Regions from separate parts of the Homo sapiens genome. Here region 1 is linked to region 2. Evidence: chromatin contacts called from ENCODE Hi-C or POLR2A ChIA-PET data. All regions are on one chromosome and are shown on one strand. The core of a region is the stretch at or near the end of the contact, and the rest is flanking DNA. Distances in the headings are between cores, read along the strand shown. Region 1 overlaps ARHGAP24 (Rho GTPase activating protein 24). Region 2 overlaps ARHGAP24 (Rho GTPase activating protein 24).

Region 1 (6,645 bases), core at 465-2,964, 170 kb after region 2:
TTATTCTAGATTGGCTTTCTCTATAAAATTCTTTCAATTGCCACTTCTGAAAATCTATCATAAAGATGATGCTTACAAACCCAACAAGTGTCTATCTTTACGGATAGCTAACTCAAGCCTAACTCTCCAGAGTTTATGAGTGAGTAGGAGAGGATTACATATTTTAATTTCATCTGCCCATAATGATTTCCAACAAAACTAACAAAAGCCTCTAGCAAGCTCTTTGCCATATATTTTAGCACTATATGCATACGTACACATTTGTGTGTGTGTTACGAATACAGTTTATCCATATGTGCACTGTATGTCCTTATAATTTTTCCATGTGTGTATATATATATATATATATATATATATATATATATATAGGAATTTTTATTTTGTTTTATTTTTGCTTTTGCTTTATGCTGAAATATCCCATGAAACCAAGGAAAATCATATTAAAAAAACAAGAATTTTCAATAAAATTGAGCGTCTCAGGTCTTTGTGTATTACTTATTTATATTTGTTTACAAATTATATTTGTATGCATATTTTAGGCTTTTGTAAAAACCTATCTGAAAATAAATCTACCATGTTTTAGGGTTGATTTCCTATAGATTCATTATCCTATGAAATGAATTATCTCTCTGAATAATGCCATGAGTTATAGATTTTTCGCTCCAAATTTTTCCTATTTCTCTACTTGTTATTCAAAGGGATATCAGCCAAATTGGCAAATTTGAAGTCTTCTCTTTCAGACATGCCAAATTTTAGACTGAAGTGAACTATTATGGCCAAAGTCCAAGCTTTTGGGAAATGTGGTTGAGAAAGAAAGATTGGCAAATCTTTAATGAACAGTTCTTGAAGAAAGAACATGCAGTTGGTTTCTGCTTCTCTAAATGTGTTCTAGTTGAATTTTCCTTGAAATGTTTTAAAAAAATAAAGAGTAGTTATTGGAATAATGATGCCTTAGCTTTCTTAGGAAAGAAGTTTCTCAGAGAAAAAAATAAAATGACAAAGAAACAGACAAGAAATAGGCAAAACAAGACAAAGGAGGACTATATGTATCTCCATATATTTAGAAACCACATCTTTCTTGCTTTTTACTGTATACCTAACACCTGGAAATAGCACAGTATAACATATGGTGCTAAACAAATATTTCTTGAAGTGCATATATTTACCAGGCTTATGGAAGAATCTCAGTCATATGAAACTGCCCCCACTCTGCTATGTTGAACTATTTCCTGTTGCATAGGACCTTTTCTCCCCTGTTCCCGCAAAGACCTCTTTGTCACTCTAGTGGCAAAAGTGAAGAGAAACTCCTTACATGTTTCCTTTCCTACTTTTCTGCCTTCCTTTCTGATGATGAGACCAAGAGACGGATGGAAGAAGGTAGAGATCTTCCTACACAGATGATACTGCTGGGGCATAGCCCCTTCACACTGACTGGTCGTTACAGACTTTCCTCTCTAAAGGCTGAATCTTTCACAGATGCATTTGTGGATTTTTCAGGGTCTCTGGAATTAGAAATCCACTTCACATGCTAGTATTCTCCCAGCATTGGGATAGTCCTGTTGGATGGGATACAGCGAAAGGCCTCAAAGGCCAGCTGCTTGCTTTGTGTTTATTCAGCAACTAGGAAACTCATGTACCCTGGCCTGCAACGTAAGGGAAATGCAGGCTGTTCCACTGTTGCTGCCTCCTTTGGCTTGTCACTTTCTCCAGGGGTTATCAGCTTCAGTGCCCAGCAAGGTCAGTGGCTTGCCAAGCTTCAGAGGCCATCATGAGTCCCTGACTTAGAGAAGGAGTGAGTCACTGTTCTAACACACATCAAAATTTACCAGCAATACTCTTGTTCTGATAGTTGGGAGAATTCCTAGTCCTCCCCCTCAAAAACCAGTGCTGATTTTGAAAACTGCTTCCTCCAAGTAGCACTTCCTCTTTTCTAGTTTCCCCCTCAAAACAGTCAGGGCCATTTGGGTTCTCAGAAGTGCAATGCTTTCTCTCAGTAAACCTGGCAGAGAAGTGGCTAGGTGCAATTTCCATCGGTCTTTTCAGCTTAGAATGTGGAGTTTTAGCCTCTTTTGGGGGGTGGGGGGTGGACCTTAGCTGCAGTTCCTGGATAATGGGGATAAAACGTTTTATTTACATCTATCTATAATCTTAGATTGGATTCCAGGAAACACGCTGATGGAGAATGACATTAGATTGTCATGGGAAAGGTTCTCCGAAGATATTTTTTCTGCAAGAAAGTGAGGAAAGCAGGATGCGACAGGAACACCTGCCCTGCAACGCTGTAGCAACTGAAGTCTTAGCTGATCCAGTGGGGTCCCCTGAGGCGGTGATCCCTCTCAAGTTTGCTTCAAACTGAGGGGCTGGGGCTTTGTTTCCTCTTGCTAACTAGTCATTGATTGGGAGCAGGAAGACAGATAAACTTGGGTGAAGCTGTTCCTGCTGCGTTGTAGAACAATTCCCATGAGAATCTCTTTGTGCCTTCAGCAACCAATATACCAGTCTTTGGGATCTAGAGAGAGTACTACAGTATCCGTTATAATGTCTGTAGCCTTATCAGTATCTAGACATCTGTATTCCAGGCAATGTTCCAGGCTGTTTGCACGTATCGCTTTATTTAATCCTTACTACAACTCTATGAGGCAAGCAATGTCATTATCTTTATTCTGCAAACGACAGATCTGAGGCACAGAGAAGTAATTTGATCCAGGTTAAAAAGCTAACACTGGGCCAGGCGCTGTGGCTCACGCCTGTAATCCCAAAATTTTGGGAGGCCGAGGTAGGGGTATCACCTGAGGTGATCCTGAGGTTGGGGCTTGGATCCAAGGTGGGGGGATCCTGAGGTTGGGACTTGGAGACCAGCCTGACCAACATGGAGAAACCCCGTTTCAATAGAATATTAAAACACAAAATTAGCTGGGCGTGTTGGTGGGCGCCTATAATCCCAGCTACTCAGGAGGCTGAGGCAGGAGAATCCCTTGAACCCAGGAGGCGGAGGTTGTGGTGAGCAGAGATCTCACCATTGCACTCCAGCCTGGGTGACAGAGTGAGACTCCATCTCAAAAAATAAAGTAAAAAAGGCCTGGAGCCTATTTTCTGAAATATGAGCATGTGAAGTTATTTTTTGAACTGGAATGGATACACTGGTATCTTTCCAGACTCATTCATTAAGAATGAGAATTTTGGCACTTGATAAGAGTAGGCATTTTTGTTTTTTAGCACCTATTTATAATACAATATATAATACAAATAGGCACTAGATAGAGATGCCCACTTACAGTTCTTTTGAAAGCATGTTCTAAGGCTACAACAATCCCATCATGAAAAAGTGGGGAGAAACAGACATTTTCCAGCAGTGATCTTCCTTATTATGAATAAAGGTAACAAAGGTGGATTCTACGGATGGAGTGCTTTCTTATAGACAACTGTCAACGCTCTGGGATCCAATTCTCTTTCATTACCGAGTATACATTGCTGAAATTGTTCTCAGCTTCTTCACAAACTCCCTTCACATACTGGCCAAGCTATCACTCACTGTCTAACCACCAACCAACACACCTGATATTAATCATATGCTGGGACTCAGTCCATCCACCAAGCAAAGATTCTTCATGGCTTTCAAGGGCAATTGTCAATATTCCAGACCCTAAAAGGCCCATCTGACCCAGTGCCTAAAATCAATATTAACTAAAAGTAGGAGGTGTTCTTTCCTCTTCCTTCCTCCAGGGAAAGAAAAGAAGAGGTGAACACAAAAGACAAGGGGATGAGGAATGAAAAGTAGCCATGGAAAAAAATAAGATAAATTTTGAAGGATAATCTAAAGTGATTTTTATCTGCCTGGAAACAAAATTAGGCCTTCAAAAAAAAAAAAGATGTTATTTATCCTACCTTTAGCCACAACTATACTAATTATTTCCAATACCCTCAGACAATTACATGTTACTTTTGTACATTTCAAATTTTAAAAAGTTTCCATTCTAATTATTTTTTCCAGAAGGATTTCTTAGGAGATAGGTGAAAAGTTAGAGGACATGGGTGCCTAAAGAATCTAATAAATGCATTGATCCTTTTGCCAAAAAAAAAAAAAAAAAAAAAGGCAAATACCTACCAAAATTGCACATACTTTTGAGGACTTCAGAGATTCCCTAAAATGCAATCATTGACTGTAGTTTAAGAATAATAGTTTATATTGGGAACCAAAGACTTTATTATCTCTCTCTCTCTCACCTCTCTCTCACTCTTTATCTCTATTTTAGCTAATCTGTCTATGTTCCTATGCATTTATCTATTTTATCTATGTACATGTGTGCATAAACTGTTATTTGTAATTATCTGTTATACCAATCAGTTTTAGACTTTTACCTCTCTGATTCAGTTGTTCTTTCTCCTGTTTCTATGATTGTGTAACTCCACAGACCTATTTTGCACATTTACAGAAGAACTTTTCCTGGATGGAACATTTCATGGGTCTGGAGGCTGTAAAATTTTTAATTTAGTAAAACTTCAACCTACTTAGATGGTTACTGCAGCTGTGTTACATAATAGGCCAGCTGAGAAATAAATAGTTATGAGATAGATTCATGGGTGTCTCTGGGAAAGAAAAAAGTTTGGCCAATTTTTGAGTTTTTGGGATAATAATGTAACAACAGCAATAAAAGTTTACCATACATGTCTGCATTTGTGACTCCTTCTGGGTTGAATAAATAACGTCATTGGCTACATTAACTTGCTGTCATTTGAAAATGTAAGCCAATATTTGACATATATTTTATATGAAAATGTAGGAATGTTTTAATTGTGTTTTAGCATCAAGTTTAGTCACTTTCTTGATCACCAGTTAAATATGCTGCTTAGGCATTTAATTTTACAACACTCCCTTATCTTAACTTTTTTTCTTTTTTGTGTTAATTCTGTAAGTTAAAATCCATGCAATTATATTTGTTACCCCAAAGCAGCTGTGACAATCTCTTTTTTTGTCTGCCTAAGTCTGTAGGCAGCCGTGAAGCTTGTATTTTTTTTTTGCTTAGATTTAATATGTGCAAATCATTTAGAGAATGTGAGTAGGAGTTGCTTACGGTATGAAAACATAATTCTATATACACAAGTAGCTCTACATGAACTAAATAAATGCATTGGTGAAAGCAGCATGTATTAACTACTATGTGTTCTTAAAGAAAGTGTTTGAGATTTTTGTTTCAAAATTCCCTTCCTACTTAAAATACATTAAAATATACACTTGAAAGAAGCTATTAACATGGTACAAAGAACGTTTTAAAAATGTTTTTAATCCTTTGGAATTCTGGCTAATGTCATTTCAACCAACATACATTTGGGGCATTTACGAACTGATGGACAGCATGATCATACGATCCTCCTGTGAAGTGTCCCTATGAGGAGTGAGTGTCCTCTCACAGTGTTGGTAGACATATTGATCCAGTCACCATCACTATTCGCTAGACCAGGGGCCAGCAAACCTTTTCTGGAAAGATCCAGGAGTAAATATTTTAGGATTTTGTGACCATAAGGTTTCCACTACAGTTGTTCAACTCTGCCATGGTAGCGAAAACAAATGGATGTGGCTGTATGTCAATAAAATTTACTTATGGTCACTGAAATGTGAATTTTATATACTTCTCAAATATCAGAAATATTATTCTTTATTTTTTTCCAACCACTTAAAAATGTAAAAAATAAACAGTGAACCAGATTTGGCCCGTGGGCATAGTTTGCTGACCCCTGGGCTAGATAAAAAAAGCAAACCTATGAAAAGGAAGATGAAATACTGATATAAATCACTAATCCCCACTGGTGCCACCAGAGCCAGAATTAGAACTCTGAGACAGCCTGTCTCCCCAGGCCATGGCATTATCCATTGCCTCAAAATCATGATTCAGGAACTATTTGCCAATATTTTTATTTAGAAGTTCCATCTCTGAATAATATCTATGCTTTAAATCACATTGAACTTTAAAAGTGTTAGTGACCAAACTGAAATCTCTTTTAAACACCATCTCAGTTCATTTGGAATTCTAGATTCTGACCAGAACTGAAATCTCTTATGTGACTTTATGAATACCATTAATAGGAGATGGGATGTGCCTAGCATGAAAAACATGTCCCATATTTTATTCAGTCCACACAAATTCAGGGAGTTATTTACAAATATTCTGAGATTGAAGCAACTCTGGCAAGATCAAATAAGCTTGAAGTGTCTTCTAAGCTTTCCTTTATATGATGTACATTAGCTGTTTTTTGTTTTGTTTTTTGAGACAGGGTCTCACTCTGTCACCCAGGCTGGAGCACAGTGGTGCAATCACGGCTCACTGCCGCCTCAACCTCTTGGGCTCAAGTGATCCTCCTGCCTCAGCCTCCCGAGTAGTAGCTGGAACCACAAGTTCACACCACCATGCTCAGCTAATTTTTTTGTTTTTGTAGAGATGAGGTCTCACTATGTTGCCCAGGCTGGTCTCAAATCCCTGAGTACAAGCAGTCCTCCTCCCTCAGCCTCCCAAAGTGCTGGGATTATAGGCGTGAGCCACCACACCCAGCTTGCATTAGTATCTTAAAGCTCTAAGTATCTCACAGAAAATAACAATACATTATTTGTAAGTAAAACAAACAAACAAGCTTATCTTCTTAGAGGGGTAG
Region 2 (6,601 bases), core at 361-2,860:
GCTGCATTGTGGACTCAAGCCAGGGGGCCCTGCATATTGATGAGCAGAGAGGCCAGGTGGCTCATGGGGGGAAACTGACTGGCTTCTTCTTTTTAGGACAGCAGTGGCTGTCCTAAAGGAGGTGTGGTTAAATCACTGAGAGTCTTTGCTCCTTTTCCAGTCTGAGGGCAGCAAGGACAGTACCACTGCAATGGCAGTGGCAGAGGGGCTTTTGGTTGCCTCTGGAAGCTTCATCTCAAGAGAAACACAGAGCAACTGCTACTGGGAATGTTCAGCTGGTGGGTGGGGGTGACTGCAACTGCTGGCCCAAGCTTGGGGCCCGACTGGGTGAAGAGTGGGGGTTTGAGGGCTCACAGAGAGGAGAGCCTGAGCTTCTCTCTATATAATAACTGTGGTGTGCTAGAAGTATGAGTAAAACCCTCAGGTTCTTTATTTCTTCCCCAGACTGAGGGCATCAGGTACAGAGAGGCTGTTGGTTGCCTCTGGGATCACCTCCCCAGGGAAACACAAAGCCATTAGCAATGGGAATTCTCAGTTGCGGGTGGAGGAGCTCTTCAGTGATCTTGAGGCAAGACCCCTGCCTGGTGAAGAGTGGGGTGTGGGAGCTCGCTGGAAAGAGACTGGGCTCCTCTCCATATGATAGCTGCAGCTTGCTGGAGGTTTCAGCATAGCAACCAGGCCCTTTGTTCCTTCCCCAGCCCGAGGACAGTCAGGGCAGTACTGCTGCAACTGCAATGTCATACATGCTCTGGGTTGTCTCTGGGGTTTCCTCCTCAGAGAAATGCAGAGCCACCACTGACTAAAGTGTTCAGGTGGGGGCAGGTTAATCATATTGGGGGCCCAGGTCAACAGGCACTGCCGAGTGAAGGGTAGGGGAGGTGGGGACGCATGTGGAAAACAGTCTGGCTGCTTTTCTGTAAGGTGGCTGCACTGTGCTGGGCATCTCCATAGGTCTCCAACCACTCCACTCCCTCCTGAGCCTGAGGGCAATAGGAGCAAGGGCTGCAGGACAGCAAAAATGGTGCCCTGCCTCCCTCTAGGAGCTCTATCCCAGGAAAGTGTAGAGCTGCTACCATTCTGAGAGCCCAGGAGGGGGTCACTAAAGTCCCAGGTTTGGAGGCCCTGCCCAGTGAGCAGTAGCAGAGGTGGAGACCTATGTGGAACACAGTCTTGTCCCTTTTCCATAAGGCAGCTCTGCCGGGGGTCTGGGAGAGTCCCGAGTCACTGCACACCCTCTGGAGCCTGAGAGCAACAGGAGGGTGGGTTGCAGAGAAACAAAAATGGCAGGCTACCTCTCCCTCTGGGAGCTCTGTCCCAGGGAATTGCAGAGCTGCTCCCTGCCCAAGAACTCAGGTGGGGCTGGGGTGGCCTCACCAGCACCCCAGGCCAATGGGCCTTATCCTGCAAGGTGCAGTGGAGGCATGGCTTGCAGTCCATCACTGCTCAGCTGTGGATTTGGTTCCTTTCCTGCAGGCATGTGAGGGAGGCTGACCTTCCCCATTGCTGGACCTGCAGCCACTGGTGCCAGGGTGCCTGAGGATCCAAGGCTCCCAGGACTCCATGTGTGCTTGAGCAGGGCTCTGCCCAGACTCCCACGTAGTTCTCTGTGTTGGTCTGGAGGCCGCAGCAGGGGAGTTTGCGGGGATTTCCTGAGCAGAAGTGGTAGAAGTGTGGGTCCCTGAGGACTCTCACTTACTCACTGTTTCCCCAGTGTGGTGACTCCCCTGGCTCTGGGCCACTCCAGGTGGGCAGTTTTCCTGTCTCACTCTTCTCTGTTCTCTGTGGGTCATGCTGTTTCCCTGATGAATCCCAATGTGTTCACCTGGATGTTCCGGTTGAAGAGCTAGTGTCAACCCACCACTCTTTATTCTCTCCGTGAAAGCAGTGCACACTGGCTGCTGCTAGTCAGCCATCTTGGCCTCCATGTAGAAATATTTCTGTAATCATTTCCTAGCTTCCAGGTATCCTGGCATTTTCCCTGTGGATCTCCCAATTCCTCTGGTCACAGAAGACTACATATTCTTAGTGATGTCTTTTGATGAGCACATATTTTTTATCTTTAATGAAGTGTACATTATAATTTTTATGCTATTACTTTATCCTTTCTAAGTGAATCATTCCCTTTCCTCAGGTTACAAATGTATTTGGGTTCTCTCTCCATTCCTCTCTCACACCAGCTTGTCTCTGCATAGCGTCATTTTACAAATGGCTTTGCTAAAAGGGAAGATGAATGCCGCCAACCTCAGATGCTCATCCTTTCAGTGTCTTCCCTATCCTAAGGGAAGACTCTACTTGGCACTGTCTGAGTCACATGTCCATTTCCTGGGCCAGTCACTGTTGCTAGGGAGCTCAGGTTCTATGAGCAACTAAGTTCAAGCCCATCCCTTTAGCAAAGGGATGGTGGCATCAACGAGAAAAACATGGGATGAGGGAGAGGGGAGTCCTCAGAGACAGGCTCTTGGATACTTCAAATAACATATGTGCCACCAAACTTCTTAATTTTAAAAAATTATGTTTTATGTAGAAGATTTATTTCTCTTTCTCTAAACTGCTAATTAAATGTATTCAGGTGCAGTAAAGCTACATTTCTGTTTAGCATATCTAAAACTAAAGTGTGAAATAATCAGATATTTTGAAGTGCTAAAATATGTTCAAATTATATGTGAATAGCAGTACTTCATCAAAGATCACAGTTTAACACATCAAAGTCTACCATAATATGAATGATGCTATTATTTTCACTTTGACAAAAGTTTTTCCCTACCTTCCTCAGATTCTAAAAAAAAAAAAGTTGTGTTGTCCATACCTCCATATAAGAAACCACTGGGAGAGCAACTGTGGTTTAGTGATTAGCACAAGATTTATATACTTAGAAAGCCTAATCATTTTGCTAGGCTTTAGAGCAAGCCTGACGATGTTCCACCCACAGGATTAATTGACAAAAATGAGTGGTCCTTATTGGAAATCATTAAGTACCTCGGGGTTTTCATTTGAAGGAGAAAATTGGAGAGTTCATTGTAGACAAATGACTATCTCCATCAAAGTTACCCACTTGTAAAATATTTTCTTTGAAGTGTAGTTGAATAAATAGCTGGCCCCACTGAGGGGCTTGAAATGATAATGCAATCAACAACATTTGATTCTCCTAGGTCAGACTCACTAAAGGAACCTGATATTAAAAGTAGTGTTTCAGGAAAGCTTTCATCTTAGCTTAAAAATTATAGACATCAGGGAAAGTGCTGGAGGGGCTCTATAAATTATAGGCACAGCAGTTATTTCCCCATAATGAGGAAAGGACCCAGCTGACTTTCTCAGTGTCATACGGGCTTCAGCTTTCCTCTCTCAATTCTCTCTGCTATGTGCATAAAGCTCTCCTTCATTACTGCCATTGCTCTCCCATCCCTTGGGTATTATAATCCTATTACTTTTCAGATTTAGGTGTGGAAAACCTCTTAAAAATTAATAAATGAGTTCATTTTAATTGACAAATAAACATTATATACATTGGTCATGTACAACATCATGTTTGGAAATACACATACATTCTGGAATGGCTAAATTGAACAAATTAACATAAACATTACCTCACATCCTTATTTTTTGTGATGAGAACACTTGAGATCTACTCTTAGCAATGTTTAAGAACACAATACATTGTTATAGTCATGTTATACAATAGACCTCTTGAACATTTTCCTCCTGTCTAATTGGCATTTTGTATATTTGGACCAACATCTTCAGAAGCCTTCTGGGCCTCCCCAAATTTCTTTTCTTTGTGACAGTTTTTCAAAACAAAATCATATTAATAAACTATGGGTGAGGGAGTGGAGTACACACAAAAGCTTAAAAATTGAGATGTTTATAACATCATGTTTCTGATCCTATTTTGAGGGGTCTAGTCACAGATTCAATTAATAAATATAAAATAAGAGACATCCAACTTCTTTTCATCTTCCCTGCTTCAGGCTTGTTTTCTTTGTTTCTCTGTGGCCATATGATGAAATGATAGTTGCCGTCTTCACTTTCCATTAAAATAAGTTGAATTTCTCATCTTTTCCCGTTTCAGATGCCATTGCTTTTGGAAAAGCACTGGAGTTTCTATTTGATATTTAAGGGATATCTTCAGTTCTTAGTTTGTCTACAGAATTGAATTAGCAAAGAGTCTTTCTTACCTTTCCATATATGATTGGTTGGTTGTGACTGCCTAGAGTACTGGATTGAGATGGCATCTGGGGGTGAACACAGGTGATTAATTAATAATGTCTGCCTTGGGCTTCACAAGCAGCAGTTCTTTCTTAATCCCAATCAATGGTAAAGTATATGTTTTGATTTGATTTTTGTTTCTACTCAGGTTATCAGCATGGGGAATTCCAGTGGTTGTCTTTTTTATTTGTCCTTCAGATATCACTGTGGTGGTGAAGGGCAGTTCTAAGTATATATTAAAGTATTATACATATATTAAAATTAATATATATAATTTTCTCTCTAGTTGAATTAAAGCCATCTTAAGAGGGAAAAGATTCTCTCTACAATGTATGAGGCATTAAGTAGACAACAAAAGCTAAATTCTTAGGAGAAATTTCCTTTTTTATGGTTCATTTCAGTAAGTCATTTTGATTTCTTAGCAAATGAATACGGAAACGTTGAAGCTTAAAATATAATATGGAGATTGATGTTCCTGATCCATCCCAATATACACATCATTTTTTGCTATTGTCTATTCTGTGATGTTTTGAACAATTTAATCAAGCAACAGGATTTTGTAGTGTTTCTTCATGAAAATAACTGTACGTAAGTTCCCCCAGGTATGCCCTTCTGGTGACTATTTTTGACTTTATATTCGTGGCTGTTGTGCTTCATTTAATTCCCATTGTTCTTTTCATGGTTATACTTTTCATTTTCAAGAAGAAATGTTTATTTTTAACTCAAATCATGATTAAGAGTAGCATCCAGTGAGACAAATGGCAATCCACTTGGTTCAATCATTTTTGAAGTTCAGTTTAGCTTTAAGCCACTAAATTTGGGTTAGGTTTAAAAGAGAGAATTGGTCATGATGTCCTTGCATTTGTGTCTAGTAACAACGGCAAATGTTTTATGATTTTTGTACAGTACTCAGGATCTTTGAGGGCTTTGGTGTCAATTTTAATGTAGACCCCAAAGACTGACTGAAACACAAAGATGGATTGAAGCATTCATTCACTTATTCATCAGTTTGCCATTTATTTAACAATTATTTGAGCATTCACTATATTCTAGTTCATCTGATGGGTTCCAGGGAGTCTATTGTGGTGTAGAACACTGAGAAGTAATAAAAACAAGGTCTACATGTGATAAGGGTCATGTCCAGGATGGTATCATGCAAGGGGAACTTTCAGAGCGGGGTGGTGGTGGCACCAGGGAAGCCTTTGTAGAAGACCTGAAGGATAAATAGAAGTTAACCATGATGTCCAGGCAGTGGGAAAACCACAGGTGAAAGTCCTAAGCCCTTCCAGCTACTTTAAGAAATCCAATTGCTTCCCATAAACATATTTAGGCTCCTGGAATTTGTATCAGAGCTAAAACAATCTCTATTACATCCTTTGTTATTTTGGACCTAGAGGATTGATTCCCTTGTCGGCACCACATTTTGATTTATTCTTCAAGAAAAAGGTGGTATGGTGGAGAGTGAGGGGACAGAAAGTGAACTGAGAAAACTCATCTGTTTTCTTTAGTTAGCAGTTACTTTTTCCCCTTATTGTAAGTCACTAAGATCTAATTATTTAAATATTTTTCGTTATGTAGTTTTTGGTAAATGCACATGTTTGCAAAACCTTCTATATGTCCTTCTCTGCATCCTAGCTCTTGTATGAATCTTTAGCTATCTGGTATATTTTTTTACCATTTTATAGTTTTATGCTTTTTGGTAGTTTTATGCCTTAGGAGGTGTTCATGCATTCGACACGTAACTGTGTATTTAATGGCCACTCTCTGCTACCTCTGCTCAATACACTGGTTAGAAGGCCTCCATCCTCAAGGTGCTCATGTGCCAAAGGGGAGACAGAGAAATGACAAGGAAAACCGAATACAAAAGGGATTCTCGTGTGCTGTGGAAAAAATAAAATAAGGAAATATGATAGAATGTGGTGAGGGATGAAGGATGGTTCTAGTAAGGGAGGCCGAGGCGGGCATCTATAATAAGGCAACATTTGAACTGAGAATTGAACTGAGAATTGAATGGTGAGAAATTAGCTGTTCAAAGATGTGAGGGAAGTGTTCAAGGAAAGGTAGGCAGGGATTGTTAGGGGCCATATAGGCCGTGACAAAGAATTTGGATTTAACTCTGAGTGGAAGTGTTTAACTATTAGATAGTTTTAGAATGGTGGTAACATGACTTGATTTGCTTTCTAAAAGAAAATGCTAATGCTATGGAAAGAATCCATCATATCACTGTGCTAGGAATGAAATCAGAGATTAGATTAAATAGAAGGCTATGATAGTAATCAAGGAAAGCGATGTGATTACTATGATAGTAATCAAGGAAAGACACTGGATTTGCACTGTGTCTTCTACAGAGTAGGCACTCCATGAGTTCTAAAGGTATTGCTCATTCTCAGTACACTTA

The links. A loop is a pair of places that touch in the nucleus more often than their neighbours do. ChIA-PET counts read pairs that join two places held with the same protein, here RNA polymerase II (POLR2A). Pooled maps may share reads with other maps.
Region 1: a map with no recorded cell type shows a loop between it and region 2 (5-fold over the local background). The contact joins two enhancer-like sites. A Hi-C loop is called at or near these places in 13 of 37 single-sample maps with no recorded cell type and 5 of 50 pooled maps. POLR2A ChIA-PET finds 5 or more read pairs at or near these places in 3 of 52 experiments (B cell, WTC11 and activated B cell).

The regions. Positions count from the first base shown.
Region 1 is chr4:85,724,162-85,730,806 of GRCh38, forward strand. The region is part of intron 3 of ARHGAP24 (Rho GTPase activating protein 24); the gene reads left to right. LOC124900728 (a long non-coding RNA gene) reads left to right here. Exons shown (of 2, transcript XR_007058169.1): 2 at 1-483. Among named protein-coding and RNA genes, the nearest start is that of MIR4451, 5.0 kb to the left of the region's middle. Within about 2 kb of position 1,715, at least 17 of the 41 ENCODE cell types and tissues checked have a DNase peak (open chromatin) inside an H3K27ac peak, as active enhancers do; they include B cell, where a contact is called at or near this core.
Region 2 is chr4:85,555,806-85,562,406 of GRCh38, forward strand. All of the region lies in intron 1 of ARHGAP24 (Rho GTPase activating protein 24), which reads left to right. Among named protein-coding and RNA genes, the nearest start is that of ARHGAP24, 84 kb to the left of the region's middle. RefSeq lists an enhancer at 1,511-1,910. Within about 2 kb of position 1,611, at least 2 of the 41 ENCODE cell types and tissues checked have a DNase peak (open chromatin) inside an H3K27ac peak, as active enhancers do; they include B cell, where a contact is called at or near this core.